Regions from separate parts of the Mus musculus genome. Here regions 2 and 3 are each linked to region 1. The links are chromatin loops, found by intact Hi-C in ENCODE. Cell type or tissue: left cerebral cortex. All regions are shown on one strand. Region 1 holds the start of Znrf2 (zinc and ring finger 2). Region 2 holds the start of Gars (glycyl-tRNA synthetase). Region 3 overlaps Inmt (indolethylamine N-methyltransferase).

The links. Peaks named below come from ENCODE experiments on the same cell type or tissue, not always from the same donor. Only the 100,000 strongest peaks of a DNase experiment are listed, where the experiment ranks them.
Region 2: it touches region 1 in a loop (2.6-fold over the local background); 3 of 42 quality-filtered maps call a loop at or near these places.
Region 3: a loop joins it to region 1, with 3.0 times the contacts of the local background. A loop is called at or near these places in 19 of 42 quality-filtered maps.

What each region holds. Positions count from the first base shown.
Region 1 is chr6:54,813,589-54,821,588 of GRCm38, reverse strand. Znrf2 (zinc and ring finger 2) reads right to left here and starts at 4,673. Exons shown (of 5, transcript NM_199143.2): 1 at 4,117-4,673. The coding sequence starts at 4,573. In left cerebral cortex, CTCF peaks have their summits at 3,988 and 4,786; DNase peaks (open chromatin) are centred at 4,022 and 4,964; H3K4me3 peaks cover 2,582 bases; H3K27ac peaks cover 1,450 bases.
Region 2 is chr6:55,034,617-55,042,616 of GRCm38, reverse strand. It overlaps Gars (glycyl-tRNA synthetase), which reads right to left and starts at 4,616. Exons shown (of 17, transcript NM_180678.3): 1 at 4,384-4,616. The coding sequence starts at 4,575. In left cerebral cortex, no CTCF peak of the experiment used is centred here; DNase peaks (open chromatin) are centred at 3,742, 3,935 and 4,651; H3K4me3 peaks cover 2,290 bases; H3K27ac peaks cover 1,804 bases.
Region 3 is chr6:55,162,883-55,170,882 of GRCm38, reverse strand. Inmt (indolethylamine N-methyltransferase) reads left to right here. Exons shown (of 3, transcript NM_009349.3): 3 at 1-256. The coding sequence ends at 35. It overlaps Gm34358 (a long non-coding RNA gene), which reads right to left. Exons shown (of 3, transcript XR_377703.2): 2 at 4,883-5,045; 3 at 3,689-4,072. Among named protein-coding and RNA genes, the nearest start is that of Inmt, 8.1 kb to the left of the region's middle. In left cerebral cortex, a CTCF peak has its summit at 3,611 (motif pointing right); a DNase peak (open chromatin) is centred at 3,621.

The DNA.
Region 1 (8,000 bases):
TGGCCCACTAAGCTGTGCCCAGACTCCTGACCTACAGATATTGATGAACATGTACTGCATCAAATAGCTGTATTTCTAATACTCTACTAACAAGCAACATAGGACTCTTACAACATAGAAGGTTTTTTCTGAACCTTTTGTTAACACAAAGTACCATGGTTTCTCCAATTTCTAAACATGTTAATGTTTAGAAACGGTTCAGAACCTACAGAATTTGAACAAACTTGCATTTAAAAATGCTTAGGAGTATTTATATAAGAAAGTAAATCCAAAAAATGTCTTTGCTACATAAAGCAGTCGATGAACTCTTTCCTCTCAGCCCATTTGCCCACATCCCAGATTGTATGTATAGCCAGGGAAAATTATGCACAAGATGAGTAAGAGATCGGTGGACAAACAGCAATAAGATCCTACTTACTGGGTACCAGGCAAAGCAACCAAGCAGAAGAGAGTCCAGCAGGCAGGCTTTCCATGTGAGCATACAACAGAAGGCTCTCAAAGGGTCGCCCTGGGCAATTCATCCCACTCCTCCAACCTCAAGGTTACTTCCAAACAATTTCCAAAGCAGGACCATCCAGGCCGGAAGCCACACTTCTGCAAGCAACATAAGCTATCACCTGTGGTCTTCAAAGATAGACGGAGTTTACAAGTGAGAAATATTCACCATCCAAATCCCTTGGCAGGGACAGCAGAAGTGGTTGTTACCAGCATGGCTTCCCTTTCACATCACCAAGCAACTTCTGCCCCTCCCCAAGAAAATCATCAACTGTGTAAAGGAAAATCCAAAATGGAGAGCAGATTAACTATAATCTCCAAAATTCAAATATTGTGTAATTATTCTAAGTAGTGACTGAGAACAACTCCATAAAACTTCACATCTGTGCTGAAAATTAATTTAAATAAATCTTCCTAGGAATACAAATCTTACTTAACACACTCAATTTTAAATGATGGCTCAGGGTTTTTTTCAATATAAATAACAGGAGACACCTGAATTACAGGCTGCTTAACTCCTCCCAGGCACGCCACACCCAAATAAGCTCAAGACAATTAAGCAGCCAAAAGCAAGGAAGGAACTGCTGGTTCAATGTCTTAAAGTAACTCACTGTGGAATCTTACTACCAGACCCAGATACATTACTCAAGTCCATAGGATTTCTCTAGAAATAATCTTCATTCACTGGGGCATTTTAACAGTCTAACTCACCTCCTTTGACAGCTACATCAGAAAAGACTATTTTACCACTCCTATTAATAGATTTTATGAACATCAGCAATGTAGTGGGAAAATATAGGCAAAAAATAAAGTCAAACAAATCCTCTTTAAGATATCAAGGCTTTCAAATGTCAACAATGCTCTTAGAGACCAGTTTAAAAACAAATCTAGAACCAGAATATTATCGGTATGGGGGGGGGACGACTTGTGTTCACTGTATATACAGTATTCACCTCAGCAGTCTAGGAGTAAATGAAAACAAGACAGCCCTGCTTGCTCTAAAAACTCCACACAGATTCTAATTATCTCCTAATCTCCATGAGAACTCAATGGCTACAAGCTGAAACATCTGGTCACTCACCTCCCTTCCAGTCACTTAATTCTCTAGAGAAAATAAAGAATGTGTGCAGCCAAACCAGAGAGCAGACAGCAACAATCATCACAGAAAACCTGGCTCAGTGTGGGAACTCAGTGCCACAGAGAAGCTTACAAATCTACTGGCTATACTGCTGAACGGAAAACAGTGTAAAGAGTGACAGCTTACGTTTTCTCTTTCAATATATAGCATTGAGGGTCTACAAGGAACGATTCTTGTATTTTTAGTAGCATACTTTCTAGTTAAGAAACAGTATAGACATTAGTGCTTTATAGAGTTATAATAAGTACTTTCTGTTGATTTAGAAATACTTTCTCAATTTTCAGTTGGAGTCCATTATGTATGCCCTAACAATTCATAACTCAATAAACACTGCATATGCCCAACCTTTCCTGTAACTGAATAAACGCACTGGTATAAAACATAGTAAAGTGAAATTAATGTAAAGAATCAAGTCTGATTCCTTAAGGCAGCACATCATGCCCCCTCCACCTCAGGAGGACTAGAAACGTGCTTCAGTTAGCTTTCCTCGTGACTCCACCCACCGACATACACACACAAGTCTCATAATTAAAGCCCCTAAGGATGGACTTCACTGTTTGTAAATAGTTTAAGGTCACCACAAGTTTGATCCCTTCTCAAGTAAGGTCATTTCTGATCCTCTTTAGGCCTTTGTCAACTGAAGTTTCTCACATAAATGATTACTTTTCTCAAATGTCCCAAGAATAATACATGTCTGTGATAGTTCTTAATGAACTGGAGGAAAAAGTTGAAACCATTCCACACAATTGATGACTTTAAGCCTCAACCTCAGAGATCTGGATGAGCAAAGCTACAAGAATTAGCTTTTAAAAAAAGGTTTGCATTCCAACACTTGGCAAATAGGTCTTGCCAGTTTTTTAGGAATAGCAGGAAGGCCAGATAGCTGCCTTGCTCCAAACAGTTACTTTAACAAAATAAAAACATACATACATACTGACGACTCTAGTCAGAGAGAATCATCAGCCCTGAGAAAAACTGAATAAAAGTAGTATTCAGTACATAAAATATTAACTTCGAAATACTTTTCCTAGTCCTTTTTCTTGTTCCTATTTGTGATGATAACTGCTCAATGAAACTTAATTTTAAAAAAATATTTTTTAAATGTACCATTACTCTCCAATTCTCAGGAAACTACAGTGCCTCAAATCACTTTAAGGACATATTCTTTTCCTCAAAAAACAAGATTTAAAAAAAAAATGCTTTAACTTTCAGAAACACTGCTGTAATTATTGACATTGCAGAACTTACCATAAAGCAAGTTATTTGTCAGGCTAGGTGTTAGCTCTGTGGTAAAGAGCTTGCCTAACAAGCTCAGTAACTTAGGTTACAGTCCCAGAACCTCACAAGCAAAACAAATAAAAACACTTAAAAAATAATAAAGGTAGCTAAAAGCTAGGTGCTTTCATACCAAGCGTGCAAAATACCATTAAGATGGTAGAAACTACACATGACATTCTCACGAACCAACACTAGCTTCTGATTGCTTTGGAACAGGAATCAGTAAACACTGCTTCACCACATGTCTTACAGTTTCAAACACATGAATAAAAGGGTTTTTAAAACTGAAGGGATGATCCGGGCGTGGTCGCACACACGCCTTTAATCCCAGCACTTGGGAGGCAGAGGCAAGTGGATCTCTGAGTTCGAGGCCAGTCTGGTCTACAGAGTGAGTTCCAGGACAGCCAAGGCTACACAGAGAAAACCTGACTCAAAAAAATACACAAACAAACAAACAAATAAAAAACCTGAAGGGATATAGTTTACATCATTCTGTGCTTACGTGTAAATGTATAATACCAGTCTCATACCGAAAGGAGGTGGCAATATGCGGCTAAGTTCACATTTTCAGGATCAACTGCACCCTTTCTCCTGTTTCAAACAACTTAATTAAAAGCACATCACTGATCTCTAAATTGTTCCTTAACTCTAGTGAACACCGCTCTTCGAAAGACCTTGCCCAATTACTGCCTCTATAGGTAGAGTTGTGATCATTATAAAGATTATCTCTTTAAATAACTGTTCTTGAACTTTTCCACAATCCGCTTCAAACTAAGCAGTAGTGACATTAGCCACACTGTAAAAGTAGCAGTTTCGGGGGTTATGAAGCAACACTTTGCATTAACACATTTAACCAGAAAACAAGTATCCAGTAAGTAGGCAGGGCTATTTACAGAGACGCAAGGATCACAGCTTTGTTAGGAGTCTATCCAAAGGAGAGATAACTTCCTTTTTTCAAACACTCAAACATCCACGTGAGTCCCTTCTGGCTTTGGGCCTTTAAAACTGCTCGCCCTTCAGCTCCGGGGCAGAACTACACTCAGCCACTGATCTCCCCTGACTTCCTGGTACTAAAAGCTACAACCACGAGGCTGTTTCGTCAGTTTGTTTTAAAACAATACTTCTTCCATTCACCGCGTTGCAAGGAGGGAGTGGGGGGTGCGCTTCCCTAGCTGGGGAGCCGCTGCCAGGGCAGGGAGCCGTACCTCCAAACAAGTGCGGGGAGAGGTGGGCCGGGAGCGAGCCGATCACCAGACGCGGCCCGCCAGGGCCCCCGCCCGCCGGCCGGTCCCGGTCCCTAGCGCCGACGCTGTCCTCTGGGCTGCTGTGCACTGAGTCCTGTGAGCCGTACGGGCCGCCGCCGCCGCCAGCGCTGGGGATGCTGAAGGCCGACTGCGCCGCGCGGCCGCCCGACGCGCTGCCCACCGCCCCGCCGAGCGAGCGGCTACGGGGCGCTGCCGGGGCCGAGGCCGCCGCCGCCGCTGCAGCCGCCGCGCCGGCCGAGGCGCTGGGCTGCTGCGCGCCGGACACCGGGGCCGCGAAACGGGCCGCCCGAGCGCCGTCCGCCCCGCCGCCGCCGCTGCCGGTCCCGGAGGGCAGGTCCGAGCCCGAGTAGGCACGGGTGCGGCCGTTGGCGGCGGGGCCGCTCTGCTTGGCGCCCATGTCCGCGCCGCCCCGGGCCGCGAGCGAGCGAGCGAGCGAGCAAGCGAGAGAGGCGGGACGCAGCTCGCGGCTGCCGCTCAGGTAGCCGTGCGGACGCGGTCGCTGCCGGGCCGCCGCGACGGGCCGCTGCCGCTTGCTGCCGCGCTTCGCGGCCTCCGCACCGCCTCCTCCCGGGCGGCCGCTGTCACCGCCGCCATCCTCCGGCTCCCCGGCGGCTCGGAGAGTGGGAGGCGCCCGGCCGGATTGGGGGCCGCCTCCCTGCGCGCCAGCCGCTTGCAACGGGAAAGAGGAACGGGCGGCGCGCGCCCCGGCAACCGTCGCCTCGCGGCCGGCACTGGAGGAGCGGCGGCCGAATCGAGGCAAAGCGCAGAGATTGGGTCCCGCTGCTCTAGCTCTGCCCTACAACTAGGCCGACCCGCCCAGGCCCCGCCCAGCATGTGGTGATGGACAGACCGGTGGCTCCGCCCTCCAGGAGACTCCCCCACCACCAATCAGAAGGCGGCCCCTCCTGCCGCACGTGGCCTGTGAGCGCTGAAGAAAACCAAGTGCACCTTTTCCTGGCTAGGGCGTTCGTGGCAGTATCCCGTGTCTGGAGCTTTGAGTGGGTAGATAATGACCTTCGTTGGTATTGTATACACTGATTAAGCAAACAACAGTCTCAGCAATGAAGACGATTTAAAACAAAAAACAGTACAGGAGCGAAGGACAGAACGAAACAAGGGGAAGGCTGAAGCCAACTTGATCAGAATTATGCTAGGGGAAGGGAAGAGCAAAAAATTGGAAGAACGAACGATAATCCAGCTTGACCTTCAAAGGCAGAGCAAAAACTGAGGTGCAGAGACTATCTTCTCCCGAGATCCAGCCTTCGGGCCTAACACCAAGCCAAATTATGCAGGCTGTAAATTGTTTTACCTTTTTGGACTTTAGCTTCCTTGCCCAGAATGTTTGAGTTAAATCTCCAGAGCGATAGTAGCTTTAAAATCTTGTGGGTTTCTCTAAATGGAACTTAACAGGATTCTAAATGCCTTCCTGTGTGTGGTGCTTGGTCTAGCAGGCTCTGACCCTCCCATTTGGCGGGTACTGGTAGCATTGTCTATGTGCAAGTGTGTTTGTACAAACTGCAAAAATGCACTGTCGCTGTTTTACGCTTTTGTATTTGTGGTGAGTCATTTAAGTAGTGATTCTAGACATTCTTTCAGAAGATAAGGGAATGGAGGGTTGTTTGTTTGTTTGTTTGTTTGTTTTTAATTTGTGTGTGTGTGTGTATAAATGTTTTGCCTGCATGTAAGTTCCCCACGTGTGCCTGGTGCCCAGACTGAAGATCAGACGAAGGTATTCAATCCCTTGGAACTGTAGTTATAGTTAGATGTCACATGGCTGTGCAGGGAATCAAACCCAGTTCCTCTGCAAGAACAGCTAGTGCTCCTAACCGCTGAGCCATCGCTTCAGCCACAAGTTGGACTTTGTAAATAGGAGAAATGAGGCTTTATGAACAGGCTGGCCTGTAGTGCCCAGCTTCTGGAGAGAATGAATCGTGAGGATCACTTGAACCTTAGAATTCAAGGTCAGCCTAAGAAACAGCAAAAACCAGTCTCAATGAGAAGAGGGAGAAAGAAAGAAGAAAAAGAGGAAGAAGGGAGAAGAATATGAGGAAGAAATGTAGTTTTACATATATATGTTTATATATGTGCATAGTGCGTGATATATAGTTACTCTGAGCTTTCATATGATATATCCTCTGAGCTTTCATATGATATATCCTGTATTACATCATGTGGTCAAATGCCTTTTCCTGCAGATGTTACCAGTCACCCCATTCCTAGGACTGAAGACAGTGCTGTGCAACAATGGCTTCATAGCTCTCATTAAGGTGTTCATTAGACACTCAACAGACTATGGCAGTATAGTAGCTTTTCAGTGAAAGAGTGCATTCATGTTTTCCTGTCATATTAAAATCACTCTTTTATTTTAAAAAAAGGGTTTTTACTTTTTATTTATTTGTATATATGTATGTACGTGTGTATGTATGTATGTGGCTACCTCAAGCTATGGCCTCATGTGGTGTCAGAGGACAACTCACAGGAGTTCTTCTTCCTTGTAGGTTCTGGGGGATTGCTGCCTTTACTTGCTTGAGCCACCACGCTGTCCCTAAAATGATTCTTGAAAGTCACTCGTACCCTTACATTATTGCTCTTTGACAGCAGCAGTGTGGAGGAGATTCTTCTCTGTCCTTTCCTTGGTCTGCTTCTCTTAGGGCCTTCTCCTCTCTCTCCAGATAGTAATCCTATGAAGACTGTGTTTTATTACCAAGCAGCTGGGACTTCACTTACAATCTGTAGCTTTGTCACACCCCACCAGTTCTTCACACGTAAGAAACTTGTTCTTAGGTGTGCTCTTAAGTGTTCCTTAAGACAGCATTCTTCCTCTGGTACCTCCATTGGTTCTTTAATGAGAAGCAATGGACAGGAATCAAGACAGGATTGTAAACACACGCCAGAGTAGTATGGTCTAGCTAGGATTAGACCTTGATTCTATTCAGTGATGACTTTGGGACTGGGGCAATCCAAGCCCTTTGCCTTAGCTAAGCCTGTTTGTTGTCAAGTGTCTAAAGTGCACATGATCATAGGACCAGTCTCAGAGTGGCCGAGAGTCTCAGAAGATCCGCTGTCTATTTGAAAATACAAATTCCTCGTCCTTCCTATTATGGAATAATAATATGCATGTTGTCTATAGCATACTGTGATACTGTAAAGTTTTGAGTATGCTAAAATTTAGTGGTCTTGATCTCACTATTTTGTACAATTGAAGTACATTGTTAAGCCTTCAAGTATTATTTGTAGCCGTTTAGTAGTCATTACTAGTATATACATCACCATACTGGCTTGACCAGATAAGCGTATGTAGAAAAGACAGAGGTTATTTGAAATCTTTGTAGTTAAAGGATTTTTTTTTGTAAATGAACTTTTTTTTATTTCATGAGGTAGCTAACATTTTGAGCAGTCTTTGGTGTCCTAAATAGGCTTCAGTGTGTCAAAAAATGCTTCATGTTAATCAGCTGGTTAACAAAGCCCTATGTTATGTTTAACATAGATTTTGGAATCATTATTATTTCTAAAGATAGCTAAGACAAAATGTCAGCACCTGCTAATAAAAACAACTTGGTTCTTGCTTATCAGACTAGTATAATGTTATTAATAAGAGATTAAATATGTGTATTATATTTCGCTCTCAGTTCACTTTGGCTTGCAAACAATATTTTAATTAAAAAAAAAAAAAACAGCATCTTAGACTGAGGAAATGGCTTGGTCTATAAAGTGTTTGCCACTCAAAGATGCAGACCAGCGTTCAGACTCCAGTGCCATGAGAAAAGATAGACTTGGGGGTATGGCTTTTAATCCTGTCTTCAAGGAGATGGACATAGGAGGAT
Region 2 (8,000 bases), 220 kb before region 1:
TATAAAAAAGGCCCACCAAACAACTCTTCAAAGCTTTTCTTTTGTTGTTTTTGTTTGTTTGTTTTCGAGACAGGGTTTCTCTGTGTAGCCCTGGCTGTCCTGGAACTCACTCTGTAGACCAGACTGGCCTCAAACTCAGAAATCCACCTGCCTCTGCCTCCCAAGTGCTGGGATTAAAGGCATGCGCCACCACCGCCGCTTTTCCTATACTGTCAATGATTAAGTTCTACCTCAGCAGAAAAAAACAAACAAACAAACAAACAAACAAACCTCCACTACAACCACTCTGTGGGAGCTTCAAGCCACACACACACCCTCAAGTCCAGAGAGTGACTGTGAAACCTCATTAAACTGTTCCACCAGTACCTATAACCTCCAGAACAGTTCTGTCACCTCCAAAGATCCTGCTTGTTCTGACAGGTATGAAGAGCCACATACATGGTGGCAACCAGAGAACCCGGAATCACTGTTTGCACAGAATCCTTCCTTCCTTTTTTGTTTTTTGTTTGTTTATTTGTTTGTTTGTTGTCTGTTCCCCTCTCCCCACCCTCACACACCCTGTGTGGCCCTGGCTGTCCTGGAACTTGGCTCTGTGGACCAGGCTGGCCTCGAACTCGAGAGATTCACCTGCCTCACTGCTGGCATTAGAGGTGTGCCCACCATGCCTCGTTTTTATTTCTGTTTGTTTGTTTCTGGTTGTTGTTGTTTTTAAATGAGAAAAGCAATCTTGATAACAAGGAATGGGACTACAGCTGAATGCTGGGAACAGGTAAACTGTGAGGCCAAAGCTGCAAAGGTGGTGGTGAATGTCAGGCCGAGTGCAGTGGACAGCGAGTGGGAAAAGGCGGATGTGAAGACAGCAGTCCAAGCTTAAGACACACTTCTAAAAGCTTGTGGACTCAGGGCCCCCTTGGGTGCCCTCAAGAGTGGGGCTCCTGGAACCATACAAATGTGCCACCACATCCAGCACTCTTCATGGATGCTGAAGATTATGCTCAGACGCTCATGAGTGCATAGCAAGCTCACTGCCGGCTGAGCCATCTCCCCATCCTCAGGACTCCCCTTTAACCATCAGAGTCACCAAGAGAGCTTTTCTGTGAGCTACTGCTGAGCAGCTAAGTCCTGACTTAGGGTTTAACTTACACATTTCCATCTTGGTAGGAACCACCGTGCTTTAAATTTTGAGCTTCTACTGTTTCCCAGGCCAGAGATATATAGGCTACTTGTGGGTTGCTGGGTGGCAGCAGCAAGCCGTAGCTCCCAGTCAGCTAAATGATCAGAAGGGTAAACGAGACACTCCACAGTCACTTGGCTGCTGAGCTACGTGTTCTTAGGTAAGTTAGGTGTTGTTATCAGGAAGTTTCAACTTACACTATTTACAATATACAAAGAATTTACCAGCCTATATTGTGGGTAGAGAAATATTTGTATTACAAAATAAAACGGAAACTTGGAAAACTTAAAAAATTTTTAAATTGCTTAAAACAAAAACAAACAAACAAAAAAAACCAATATTGGGCTGGAGAGATGGCTCAGCGGTTAAGAGCACTGACTGCTCTTCCGAAGGTCCTGAGTTCAAATCTCAGCAACCACATGGTGGCTCACAACCATCTGTAATGAGATCTGACGCCCTCTTCTGACATGTCTGAAGACAGCTACAGTGTTCTTACATATAATAAATAAATCTTTGGGCTGGAGTGAGCAGAGGTCCTGAATTCAATTCCCAGCGACCACATGATGGCTCACAACCATCTGTACAGCTACAGTATACTCATATACATAAAATAAATAAAATAAACCTTAGAAACAAAACAATATAACATGAACATTCTGAAAATAGTTACTTTCTAAAGTAAAATAAAGTTTTATGGTGATTTGCTAATCTCTTAACTTCTAATTTATCAGACAGATTACCATATATGTTATATATTATAATGTATGGTCCTAAGTATTTCAAAATACTTCCGGGTAGAGTCTATCAAAGAAATCATACATAGTGGAATTCTAAGTCGTTTCAGGCAACTGTAGAAATTCTTTGATCAAAGCTCTGACAAGCAGTAGATTTAAAAGGCCCAGTGAGCTGGCTCAGCCAGTAAGAGTGAGGCTAACAAGCCTGACAGCCTGGGTTTGATTCCCAGAGATGCCATGGTGGAAGCAGAGAACACATTCCTGCAAAACTTCCACATACAGTAACAGAAAAGTGATATCCTGAAGACTTGTCTTTACATCTCCAAGTGAGTGTGTGGCATGCATGTGTACACACATACAGAAAATAAATATAAATATATGAAGATATTTTTCAAGTAATTTCAAAGGCATAGAGACAGCTCGGTGGTATATGCTTGCCTAGCATGCAGAAAGCTTGGAGTTCAAGCCCAGCCCCTCTGGAGGTGGAAGCTGCAAGGTCAAGGTCATCCTCCACTACATGCTGTCTTTGAAGACAGCTTGGGAGACCAGAAACCCTGGCTCTGAGGCCACAAAGTAGGACCTACCTCAAAAAGAAACAGAAAAGTTATTTCTACCTCAGAAACCACAGCACTGAACTTTTTATAATCAGTTACATAAACCCAGGAATGTATTTTAGGACTCTGAAAAAAAAAAAATCTTTACCAATGCCTGTGCTCATCACAGTGTGTCCTGGTCATTTGGAGCTTCATGAATCATAATATACTTTAAAAAAAAAAAAAAAACCTTCATGATTGCTAATATCACCACTTATCTTATAGAGAAATTCTTGAAGCCCTGTGAATCTGTCAAGCTCAGACTTAAGAGAAACCAGTTTGAATTTTACTTTGGGGCACAACTATTTCTGGTAACACCCCCCTTCAAAATGCACGCCACTGTTAAGAGCGATCCTTTAACACCTCCAAACGACACCTCAGTAAGTCTTCAACTGCCCAGGCTTTACAATGAAAACGTGTGACATGGACTGCACTCCATTTTTCCATACATGTCCAAGAGGAAAACCGTTTAACTAGATGATCTTCAAACTCTTTCCAGTGACACTGGACTCAGTATGACTCAAATTTTCCACGCAACTAATCAGTGTATATGTACTTCTGGAAAAGTAGAAAAGAAAAAAGTCCAAACTAACTTAAATAAATTAATTCAACTATTGGGAAAATATCCCAAAGTTAAAAAAAAAAAAAAACCAAAAACCCTATCAAACAAACACATAAAACCAAAAAAACAAGTCAAAACCAACAACAAAGGACATGAAGGTCACACAAGCTGTACAGGAAGGCTCTCCATGATCAATGCGTCCTGAAGTTAACTACATTCAGTCTTACTACAGAGGAATACTATGTACTGCAGTTCCAGGCTAACGTGGCAGAGGGAGGGGTTTGCAGTGTGTGCTTTTTTTTTTCCCCCAAAATTAGATGTATTGTTCCAAAGGAAGGAGTTAGGTCACAACAAAACAACAAAGGAGTCACACATACATTTATGTGGGGAGTGGAAGGTGGATGGAGACTGAATGTACAGAACATACAATTAAAAAAAGAAAAAATAAAGCCCATAGTGAAAATCAAAATGAAAGCCTATTAACTGAGTCGGGCTCAAACTGGAGCAAAGTGGCAGAATTCCTCGAAGCTGCAGCACCTCAGCTCCAATGAATTATCCTTAAGACAGGATTCCACCCTCCTTAGCTAGACAAACGATTGCATCAGGCGCCAGAGCAGGCGCAACCCGACCGGTGTTTACAGCTAGTAGGTCATGGATGCCGGGCCCTACTGTAAGCTCTGGCTCTCACTGGGTGTGGGTATCATTCCAAATACTTTTCTCCTTTCCCTCTTAAGTCTGATCACCACCACTCAGTGCTACAGTAAAAAAAGGAGATCTGCATTAAATCCCCAGATTCTCCAGCTAAGAAACCTCCCTTCCCTTCCGCAAAATGACATTTTCAGGTGTTCCACCCTAAGAATGGATGACTTCACTGAGTGGCTCGGTCAGTCCATCTACAATTTCCAGCTTGATCCGAAAGCTCGCTGGTTCCAGACACTCTCTTCAGAAGGCAGAAAGATGACAGGAGAGGGATCATGAATTCGCATCAGTATTGGAGGGGGGTGGGGGGTCGACACCTCCCCATAGCCACGTTTCGACCGTGAGCCAGTCCTCAGGCTAAACACTGAAGCAAGGAAGATAAAGAGAAGGGAACGCTTCCCAAAGCATCCCCAAGACTAAAGAAAAGAAGCGCGCAGCATCAGCTTGCCGCTGAGCCGAGCCATCGGGGCGCTCAAAGAGGGAGGCGAAGCCTACGGCTGGATTCGGGGTACGCAGAGAGGGCACGAGGCCCAAGGATCACGGATGCCGACGCAGCGCGGGGACAGGGGAAGGACGGACAGGAGCGGGGTGCGGCGCGCGGCTGCGGGCGAGGGTCGGTACCTGCTGGCGCACGGCTAGCCGCAGTGGGGCCAGCAGCTCCTCCGCGCTGTCCATGCTGCTCCGGGAGGCGGCGGGCTGCGCGGGAGCGCTGAGGAGCCGCTGAGACGCGGACGCTGCGACCACTCGGGGCGGCGACAGGAGCGGCAGCGCGGCGCGGGTGGCTCTGAGCAGCGAGGGGAGCAGACAGGGCATGAGCACGCCGCCTAGGCGGTGCGCAGGGCGGCTACGGAAGCGGCGCGCGGCCCGCCCGGTGCATGATGAAATAGCGCAGCCAGGCCGCAGGCGCGCGCAGCCGCACTTCCCGCAGGCGCGCGCAGCCGCCGCGTCTGCAACCGCAGATTCGGCAGAGAACCCGGAAGGGCACCAACTTGCTCAAAAATGTGTGAAGAGGACGCTCCAGACAAATGCACAGAAGGACATGGCTTCTGAGAGTGCAGTCCTAACCTAGATGCCCGAGCACCTTTAGATCGTGGGCTTCTCTGTTGTCCCAGACGCTCGAATCGCCCCACTGGAACACCCATACTTCTGCTTCTTCCTCAGCCCATTGTTTAGAAGAGTATATAAAGTCACATAAAATCGGAACCTAGAGTTACTATAACTCTAGTGGGTCATGGTGATGCACATCCGTAATCCCAGCACTTGGGAAGACGAGGTAGGAGGATCGTGAGTTCAAGACCAGCCTAAAATACACAGTGAGCCTCTGTCTTTAAGAAACAAACAAACAACAACAGCAAAAACAAAAATATTGCTCAAGACCCAATGTTCCTCGGACTATTTATAGGAATCAGAGTTGCTGTTCTTCTCAGGGCATGCCAGTTAATTTGAAAGACAAGGTGTAGAGGCAAAGGAAAAGTGATTTTACTTGGATAACCACCTCATGGAGCAGTCAGGGGAACTCTAGCCTCAAAGCTCTTGCAGAAGTTATATAGGTTGGATGCTCCCAAACTTGTGGACACCTCACAGCCAGTCAGCCAGATGATGGGCCCAACCGGGAGATACCACCTTCCAGTTTCACAAATATCAAGAAGACCATCATTATCCTTGTGCTATTGTTGTGATTGGTTAGCTGGTTTTTTACACAGTGGACAGTCTAGAGGGCAATGAACCTGGCTCAAGGCCCTCTTTCAGAGAACCCAACTCCATGCAGTGAGAGACCACACGTTCTCAACTCCCAGAAATCTTTGATGCTGTTTTTTAGGGTGAAGAACCAGACACAAGGTAGTTACTAGTTTACCCAGTATCCCCAAGACAAAAGTTAAGCAAGAGGAGGTTTGTGACGCTCTTCATTTGCTTCCAAGTTGCTTTTACTGCCAATTTTAGGGATCACGCGTATTTTTATTAGCTTTACTGGATATAACACCTGGGGTGCTGTGGCAATCTTGGTGTTTTTCAGGAACTTGAAGGTGTAAACCAGTTTAAGTTCCTGGCCCTTTCCTGCAGCCTGCACAGATATCCAAGGGTGACCTTTTGAAATCTGGAGGCTTAAAATTTCACACTCAGAACATGCTATTGCCACCATTGTTTAGAAACATAGATCCAGTGAAGGGGTCCTGACAAAGATCGCTGATGCGTCCTTAGTCTTCACCTATAGTCACTTTTCTGACACCTCAGGCCACCCTGCTTCTTTATCTACAAATAACTCCAAACCCCAGTCTCCAGGAGTCAGGTCCGAAATTCGTTCTCATGGCTACATGCTTGGCAGTCTCATGCATATTTTCCCAGTGACTGGCATGATATGGGCCTGTTTGAGCAAGCCAGGAACAAGTCCAGACAGACCTTTACCCATGGTTTAGCAGCTTGCAGTGTGGGGAACCCATGGACTAATCCAGGCACAGACCAGACCCCTTGTCCCAGGGAATTGGCCCATTGCTGCTGACCTGCAAATTTCCCTTAGCAATGGAGAATGCTTCCTAGGCTTGGGAGACGGTTTACTCAGTGAGTAAATTTGGTGTAAGTAGCTGGGTGCTTCATTTCTTCTCTCTGGTTTGGAATTGGTGGTGAAAGTCTTAGTCCCAGATACTCTTTATTGCTTTGGCTGCCACTTCCAAGGATCTCGGTTCCCAATACTGTTGGCTGGAAGTTTGGAATTTTAGCCAGTCCTAGCTAAAGTGTAAACATCTAAGATTAACACCCAAACCCACTCGAGACTGAGATAAGGAGATGTGGACAACAAAGGAGGCCTCTCTACACCAGCCTGGTATAGCAACTTGCTCTATAGGAAAACTTAGGCCACAACCTACATAAGTTTGAAAATGAAAAGGTTAGTCATAGGTACAGGCAACTTTAATGAGTTCTGTTCTGTCATAAAATAATTTAGAGCCATCTGGATTTTTGTAAACTGGTAACTTGATATTATTATATTGTTCTGTCTCATTCACTTATGGGTTAAATTAAAATAAAAAAAAACTTTTCAAATTGCTGCATCCTTCTCTTGTCACCGCAGCTGCCACAGCTCCCTGGAGACCACGACTGGGATTCTGTGCTCTCAGTGCCAAAGCAGAGTCTGTTCCCACTCAGGGAACCATGACAGTATTTGGTGACACAATTAGGAAGCTGTCAATTCCTCCTCATACCCTCTCTGTGTAGACATCATGATGACAACCCCTTTAACCTTCTTGCAGGGATGCTCCAAGGGCTTACTTGTGTCCTGCCTTCTCTCCTTACCAACACTTTGAGGAGAAATGGAAATGTATTGAAAAGAACCGAGTGGGCTCCAGTAGACACCAGCCAGAGCCCCTCTGTTGTCTTCAGTACAGTCTGTTAACTAACACAAAACATGTGAGTTAGTTTGCAGACAAGCATTATGTCTCTCTGCAGACAAAATGAAGGAACTAAGAGCTGGTTCGATGTCCAAGGGATAAAGTGGTCTCTGTACAAGCATAAGGACTTGAGTTAAGATGTCAAGCTGACTATTAAGTAATTATCTGGGGAGTAAGGTTTAGGAAATGAGACAAAGCAGAAACAATGCCAAATAGACTTGTTAGTGCTAGGAGGACTGTCTTAGTTAGGGTTTCGTTGCTGTGAAGAGACACCATGACCAAGGCAACTCTTCTAAAGGAAAACATTTAATTGGGGCTGACAGTCTCAGAGGTTTAGCCCATTATCATCATGGCAGGAAACATGGCAGCATGCAGGCAGACGTGGTGCTGGAAGAGCTGAGAGTTCTACATGCTGATCCATAGGCAGCAGGAAATGTCTTCCACACTGGGCAGAGCTTGAGCATAGGAAACTTCAAAGCCTGCCCCCACAGTGACACACTTCCTCCAACAAGGCCACACCCACTCTGACAAGGCCACACCCACTCTGACAAGGCCACACCTCCTAATAGTGCCACTCCCCATGGGCCAAGCATTCCAACATCTAAGTCTATGGGAGCCATACCCATTCAAACCACCACAAGTACCTTAACCCATTTGCCAGCTTCAGTGGGGCTAGACAAACATTAACCCATTTGCCAGTTTCAATGATGATAGGAGAATACTGAGCCACTCACAAGCTTCAGTGATGCTAGGAACATCTTAACCCGTTCGCTAGCTTCAATGATAAAGGATCATTTTAACCCAGTCACTGGCTTCACTTCTGTCATATAAAACTAGATGATCATCTAAGCCCTTGAA
Region 3 (8,000 bases), 350 kb before region 1:
GCTTTGTGGTGGCCCGGAAGGGTCCCAGTGCCTGAGGCCACTGGCAGCGAATCGCCTTCCCTGGGAAAGTTATAGCAATCATTTGTAAAGCCTTGCTCCACAGCTTTCTAACACGGACCATGTTGCTTCTATCTAATACCTGGTCACAGTCACAAGGGAAAACCCAAGGTTCTCTATTTTCAGCACCAACATCCATCCCCTTTGCTCTTATTGTACCCTGTTGAAAGTTCATTTTAAAATAAAGTGGCCTATCTGGATTCTGTCTTGGGATGCCTTCTCTCAACAAAAGACAAGGGTTTGGCTGACAAACATTTATCTAAGAGCAGGTGCTATGAACACAAATGCTGGCACAGGACAGAGGCCAGGAGAAAGGCTGGTGCTCTGTGTACTGCAAAGCCCTTCCCTCTGAGGCAGCTGGAGCTGGGGCCAATGTTGGGGCCCGCAGGTGGTGTCACCTACCTACTGAGGGAGCTAGCCATGCCTACTAGCTTCCCTCACAGTGGCCAGAGGCAGCTCTTGAGGGTCTCTTGTCTCAGCAGCTTCAGCAGACTTGCAGGTGCCAACCACAGTCAGTCTGGTCACCATGCCCTGGTTCAGAACAGGGATGTCAATGTGTGCAATGTGCTAGCTGGGGTGGAGAGCTTCCGGGTTCCTTGACCCTTCTGTGGGAGGCCTGGGGGACTGTTCAAGTGACCCAGAAGTATTGTATTTTCTGGCTAAGGAAAAGTGCTTGCTTCTGTTTTCAATGGTTATTTAAAGCCAGCAATGTCCAGTTAGCAGGATATGTGACTGTCACCTTTACAAGCTTCCGTGGGACAGGTGACTTTCCCTAGCCTACTAGTTGAGGAAGGAATGTGGCTTTTTGCATAACAAAGAGTTGGAGCTGGGGCAGAAAGAAAGGGCAGCAGAGACTTGGGAGAGGCAGAGAGAAGCAGAACACTATAGAAAGGAGATGGGATGGAGCTGGAGGCCCGCAATAAGAACCACGTGGAAGACTGGAGCGATGGCTCCGTGGTTAAGAGCACTGACTGCTCTTCCAGGGGTCCTGAGTTCAAATCACAGCAAATCCCACATGGGGGCTCACAACCATATGTAATGGGATCTGATGCCCTCTTCTGGTGTGTCTGAAGACAACGGCAGTGTCTTCACATACATAAAATAAATCTGAAAAAAAAAAAAAGGAAGAAGAAACACATGGAGAGACAGAATGGCAGAGATGCTATTTGGGTTGTGTCAGATGCTAGACACTAGCTGAGAGACTGCCCCAGCAAAATGCCAATCACTTTAAACTATGTAGATTTCTCCCTGTCTTAAGGTCCTTGAAAGCCCTACAATAGAAGAACAGTATTCTTGTCTCTTAAGCCCTAGCTGGCTCCAGTGCACAGCTGCTCTCGGCCTTGGTGGTCATCCCATAGTTCTAGTGAAGGCTGGGCTGATTCCATGGCAGGCTTCGAATGGGCAGCTAAGGAGACTAGGCCTAAATCTCTGTTTCCAAGAACTGGGCAATTTCAGGTAAGTCCAGGCCCCTCGACTTGATCTGAGGCAAGGACAATGGGTCAGCAGCAGTTCCCAGACTTTCTCAGTAACAGTTCCCAGACTTCCCCAGTAAGTTTCCAGCCCCCCCCCCCACTCCCTGGTAATGGAATGCCCATAGACATGGTCCCAACAGATTAACATAGAGCTCACCTACCCCGGAATTCCCTACTGTGCTTTAAATCAGGCCTGGAAGCTCACTTGGCTGTCTCTCTATTCTGGTAATGGGAGCCCCCAGCGTGCTGGGCTTGTGCAGAGTAAACACTCTGCGTTTACATGCTATTTGAATCTGGGATGTCATTCTTTGGTGAATCATGGACCCTCCACTGCACATGGTTGTACCTTCAGTAATAGCCTTTCTTGGGCTCTTTGGGGACTCTGACCCTGCCACATGGTGCCAAGCCCCAACTTCTCTTCATGACACCTTTAGTTCTGTGGCTTCTACATCAACAGTCTGCACACTCACCAATAACCTCTACTGGCCTTTCATGGTGTCAAACCTCAGCTTCGCTCCATGACCCCTTCATACTTTTAAAACCAGAACCACCTGAGAGGCTTCTACACATTACCAAGTTCAACTACTAGTATGAGACACAGCCTCAACTTCCTCTGGACCACAGCTTCTTTGTGCTGACCCTAGGGAAATAAGTCCCACAGGATTTTATCTCAGTGATGCTGGTCTCTTCTTACTTGCTGCTAACTTCTTAACCAGCATCGATTGCGTCTCCAGCAAAGCAAAGGTTTGCCCTGGTCATTCTGGTCTGCTGTTAACTGTTATGAGGTACAAAGGGCCGAGGGGGTACCTGACAATCCCATGCCAAGGTGTCTCCCTGAGTAATTAATGCTCAGGACCCCTGAGTGATCAGAACTCCATGCGAAAACTCTGCAACAGATCTGGTATAAAAGGGGAATTGGGGGGTGGGGGGGTGGGAGAGGGGTGAGGACCTGGAGAAGGAGTAGAGCAGCAAGAGAGCCATGAGGGCAGAGAGAGATGGGGTAAAGAGGGAGAGGAAGGGGCTCTGAGGACAGAAAGGGGGAGAAAGAACTCCCCTGAGAACAGGAGGTGGGGCTTGGGTAGCGGGCAGTCCTTTTATAAGTGGCACAGCTGGCACTAGCAGCAGGTGTAAGCCGTTGCTAGGTCCCAGAGGAGAGCCTGGTGGAATCACCTGTAAGCTAACATTCACCACAGCTGATTCTTCAGCTCTAGCTGACTAGAGCCACAGATCTAAATGCAAAATATCACTCTTAGCCCTAGCTGCCAAGAGCCACAGGACTAAATGCAAAATATCACTCAATGGCTCCGATAGCTCTTTGCTTCTCTCTAAACGTCACTAGCCAGGCCTCCACCATCTGCACTGCTCTCCGCATTTGTAGCCCCCACAAGCCTAGAGAACAGCCCACTGAGTTCTGAGCACTCAATGGCTTGTCCAGCCCGAAGTTCAAATGAAAGCACAATTCTCCCTAAAAGTCAGGTTTGTTACAATGCCCCCACCCTAGTTCCAATTTCTGTCGTAGTTAATAGGGCAGAAGTCTGGAGACAGGAAATGGAGCAGAAACTGTGGAGGTTTGCCCTGCCTTCTTTCTTACATCATCTGGTTCCATTTTCCCAGGAGCGGTGCCACCCACATAAATTATCAGTCAAGAAAGCCCTTTAGGCTCACCCATAGGCCAGTCTGGTGGAGGCATCTTCTCAAATGACTCTAGCTTGTGTCAGGTTGACCAAAAAAACCTAACCGGTACAGACACCTACCTGAATTACCTCACTACACGGAACTCCTCTTCCCTTCTCTAACCCATGCTCCACTTCTGAGCACTGAACAGAAACAGTAAGTAATGAGAAGGACCAGGCCAGCAGCCAAGACCTGGAAAAGGGCAGCCCCCGCTACTGCTAAAACCAAGTGTTCCCTAAATGTGTTCATTGTGTGAGAGGTGATCATGAGGCTTGGGTTAGAGAGCAATAGCAAGGGAGTCCTCTCCCCATCAAGGGAGTCCTCCTTCCTGTGACAAGGACAAACCAAGTTTGGTCCCTGGTCCTTGCTTTAGAGCTACAGCAATGTGAAGCTGCAATGATTCCATATGGCCACGAGAGGGCAGTGTAGGGCAAAGTATCAGCAGAACTCAGGCGTTCTGAGGAGAAGAGGGTGGTTTGCTCAACTTTTTGACATCTTGAAGTATCTATTTCCTGCCCTCTCAGGCAAACACAAACAAACAACAAAAGAGAAAAGCAACCTTCAACAGGCAAGGTCTCTCTGAAGTCAGGACTTGCTCCATGTCTGTGTGGTCCCAGACTCTGCATCAACGGGGCCTCGGGATGGCAGGAGAGGAAGCTGAGGCTTGAGTTGGTGCAAGTCCAGTAGGGTTGGAGATACAGGATAGGATGGCTGGTGGGTGGAGTCTCTTGAGGTGGGCAGCACCAAGCAGGATGGTTTGGGCCAGCTATCCCAGTTCAGTGTCTGCACTGGCCACTGATGCCGTCCAGTAGGCACAGGCTTCTTTGAGAGCGCATACAGCATGTAGGACACTCCTCTTTCCCTTCTGCCTGCAGGCAAGAGAAGGGGAGATGGGGCGTGCAGGAATCACTAAGGGCAATGCAGGCAGCCCAGTCTGAGAGTCCAGCTAACAGATTTGCTAACTGGGAGTCCTCGAAAGTTTTAGAAAGTACAGATGCCACGGAATTCTCCAGATATAGCCCACAACCTTTGTAGAACAGATCAGCAAAAAAAAAAAAAAGTTTAGAGTCTACCATGAAAGGAAGTCAGTGCAAGAACTCAAAGCAGGAACCAGGAAGCACAGACTGAAACAGAAACCATGGAGGAATGCAGCTTACTGGCTTGTCTCCCATGGCTTACTTGGCCTGCTTTCTTGTACCACTCAGGACCACCTGCCCAGAGATGGGACCACCCACAGTGGGCTGGACCCTCCCGTGTCAATCATTACTCAAGGAAATGCAACATAGGCTTACCTGTAGGTCAGTCTGATGGGGACATTTTTTTATGGTGGGTTCTTTTTCTCTGGTGACTCTAGCATTTGTTGACAAGCACAAAGGACAGGCACTGAGCTCTGACTCAGTGGAGAGATGCAGGCTACCCGGGGCTCAAAGCACATTTGCCACAAGATGTACCCAGAACCCTTCCCTAGGTGGCTGTAAAGGTCAGACCACCTGCCGGCAGTGAGAAGTCACCACTAGCCACTCCCTGATCAAAACCAGCACTGGGTTTCTGAGGGGCACAGGGTCCAGAGCTCAAGAATCATTTCCAGGCAGGGTGGTGAGAACCAAATGAGACTTTCAGTAGCAGGGATGCCTAGGGAGACTGGGGAAGGTTGTGTCCTAAGGAGATCCCCCTATTACCATGAGGTATGCATCCAGAAGATGAGCCACTTCTTGCCTTCATGAAGATAGGCTCCTGCAGGCCAGTACTGGTCCAAAGATCACTACCAAGCCTCTCTGAGGTCTAAAGTCCAGTATCCCCATGTTGGGAACAAGGCTGTATTGGTGTGGTGGTGGGCTGCCCCTGACAAAAAAAAAAAAAGAAAAGAAATCCACCTATTGCAAGAGTCTGGGAGAATCCTATTGGCCGGTGGGGATCAAGGACCACCAGCTAAGTGAGGCGTTGAAGGCTGGGAAAGGGGCAGGCAGCCCTGCCAAGGGCCTGTGGTCCAAGGCAGGAGGGATGGGTAGGACTGCTGTGTACTGACCTGCTAGTTTCCGGGACTGTCAGCTGAGACAGGGCACAATACAGTGGGACTAGGGAATCGGGGTTGGATGGAGTAGAGAATGGCCCACTGGGTGGGACTCTCATGCCTCTTAGAGAATGGGTAGGTGAGAGCCAGAAGCCAAGAAAGATAAGGTGTCTTTCTGCAGGGCACCCTAGTGGGAAGAAGAGATACTTTGAGGTAGCAGAGGCCCAAGCATGGGTAGGTAGATAAGAGTGCAGTGGCCAGGACCGGTGGGGACCTCCTAGGGTGAACACTACCTGGAAAACCTTATGATGATTCATACATCCTACCATAATCAATCTACTGAGACTGCCTCGGCCACAGTGCTGCAAACAGAGCAAGCCCCTCCTGTAATTAAGTGAGAACTGCATTTTACGCATTGTTGTTAGTCTGGAAACTGACTTGCCCTGTGTGTTGGAAAGAAGGTTGTACCTTTTAGTTTGTTAAGAACTTTGCAATCAGAGAGGGAGGTGAGCAACCGACTCTGCTGCGTTCAGCCTCACCCTGAGAACTACTGTGCCTTTTTTGATTTCAGAAGTCATGGCTTGCCTCTAAAACCACAGATCAGTCAAGCAGCAAGGGCAGAGAACGCACTTCCTAGAGGATGTTAGAGAGTCCAGACATTTGGCTCCCAGGCAGTCAATGAACCCACACACAGATCCTTGGAAGGACAGGCAGGTGTGCAGGGAATCCAAATGTCTTTGGGAGCAAGGGACTACGGACAGTGCCCATTGTATTCACCTGTGCCAGGGGCATACAGGATAAGCAGAGTCCCACACAAGCACTGTGAAGGACCAGTCAGCAGCCAGGAAGCCTGGGTTCTAGAATCAGACTTCAGCATCTGAGACATCCGAGGTGGATCTGCAGACCAGCCTTGGATGTGTGTTAAGTTTCTTCTCCCATTCCAGGCTCTTGGCTCAAGCAGCTCCTCTGAGCTCAAAGGTGTGTCCTGACTCTCAGTTTAAGGTTCTGGGTGGAAAAGGACAGCTGCAGTCGCCTGGGGCATGAACCATAGCCTGGCCATAATGCAAAAGTTGGGAAGGCCAGGGACTAGCACGGTGGTAAGGTAGACCTGGATGCTTGCTGGCCTCAGTTTCCCAAGCTCTACCAAGGAAAGAAAATATTCAGGCAGCTAGAAAAGCTGGGCTTTGTCAGAAGCAAACTGTAGGAAGAGGCAGGACGTCATCCTTCAAGCTGTGCTGCTTCCTGGTGCTGTCATTTTGTGTCTCCTGGCTCCTTTTGGAGCGGGGTCTCTGCCTCTTTACTCAAGTCTAAACCTGTCTGTTTTCTTTCACTGTATAGATCCTCTATGCATTTTACTTGGCGTGTGAGGCACTGCCACACAAAGCACATTATACACTGAGCATATCCCCCCTTCTTCGTCTTCCCTCTCATTAGTTCCCTTTGTTCTCCTAAACAGTTTCATTTCTATCTTCATACATAATTCAACATCCCAATATAAAATCTAGACACCTCATAGGTTTCAGTTAAGCTTCTGTTGCTATGACAAACATTTTGACCAAAAACAACTTGGGGAAGAAAGGTTTCCTTTGGCTTGCACATCCTGATCACAGCCGGTCACTGAGCGAAGTCAGAAGAGGGACTCGGACTAGAGCAGAGGCAGGAACCTGGAGGAAAGCTGCTTCCAAACTCACATTCACCCTCCACTCTTAAACAGCCTAGGTCAACCTGCCTAGGGGGTGATACCGCCCATGCTGGGCTGCCCTCTGACATCAGTCAACAAACAAGACAGTGTTGAGCAGATACACTCACAGGCTAATCTGATTGGAGGCTACTCCTCGAATGAGGTTTCCTTTCCTAGGTAACTCTAGTTTGTTTCAAGCTAACAAAAACCAACCAGCATAGCTTATGAGCAAAAACATACGATGTTTTGTCTTTCTGAGAGTACTATAATTTACGTAATATTATTATGTCCAGTTACACTGTTTTCCTACAACCAACCATACCACATTCTCTGTATCCATTCTTCTCTTGTTGACAGCTTCCCTGTTTCAAGAGAGAGGTTTGCAGAAGAGAAGCTACCAAGATCCCCCTGTGGGGACCACTTCTCCCCAAGGCCATGCCCTTCAGATAGCAAGCATAGGGCGGGGATTAGTGGTTAGAAGGCTTGTGTGAGCCCTCCATGAGTGCATAGAGAGTCACTGTGTGAGGTCGTGCTCCGAGAGCCAAACACGGGGCCTGACACATACTAGGTGCGCAGTAAATAACTGCAGAGTAATTAAAATAACCCGCCTATTAGTCAGGGTTCTCTAGAAGAAAAGAACTGACAGAATGATTAAATTTGTCTTAGTCACTGTTCTATTGTTATAAAGAGACACCAGGACCAAGCCACACTTACAAAAGAAAGCATTTAATTAGGGGCTTGCTTACAGTTTCAGAGGGTAGTCCATGACCATCACAGCGGGGAACATGACAGCATACATGATACTGAGAGCTTTACATCCAATCCAAAGGCAGCCGGCAGAGAAAGAAACATGCCATGGGCTTTTGAAACCCCAAAGTCCACCCTCAGCTTGTCCAGTGATTTCTGTCTCCCAGTGGAAAGGCTATAAATTCAGTTGTTGCTACTGTTCATGAGGCTAGATATTTCTGCTAGTCTTCAGTCTACATTGGAATCCCAAAGATGAAGCTTCTAATCGTAGTAAAAAAAAAATTTAAAAATTAAAAAAACAAAAAAACAAAAAAAACTTAGCAGCAGGCTAGATAAACTTTCCAGTAACTGTGAACGC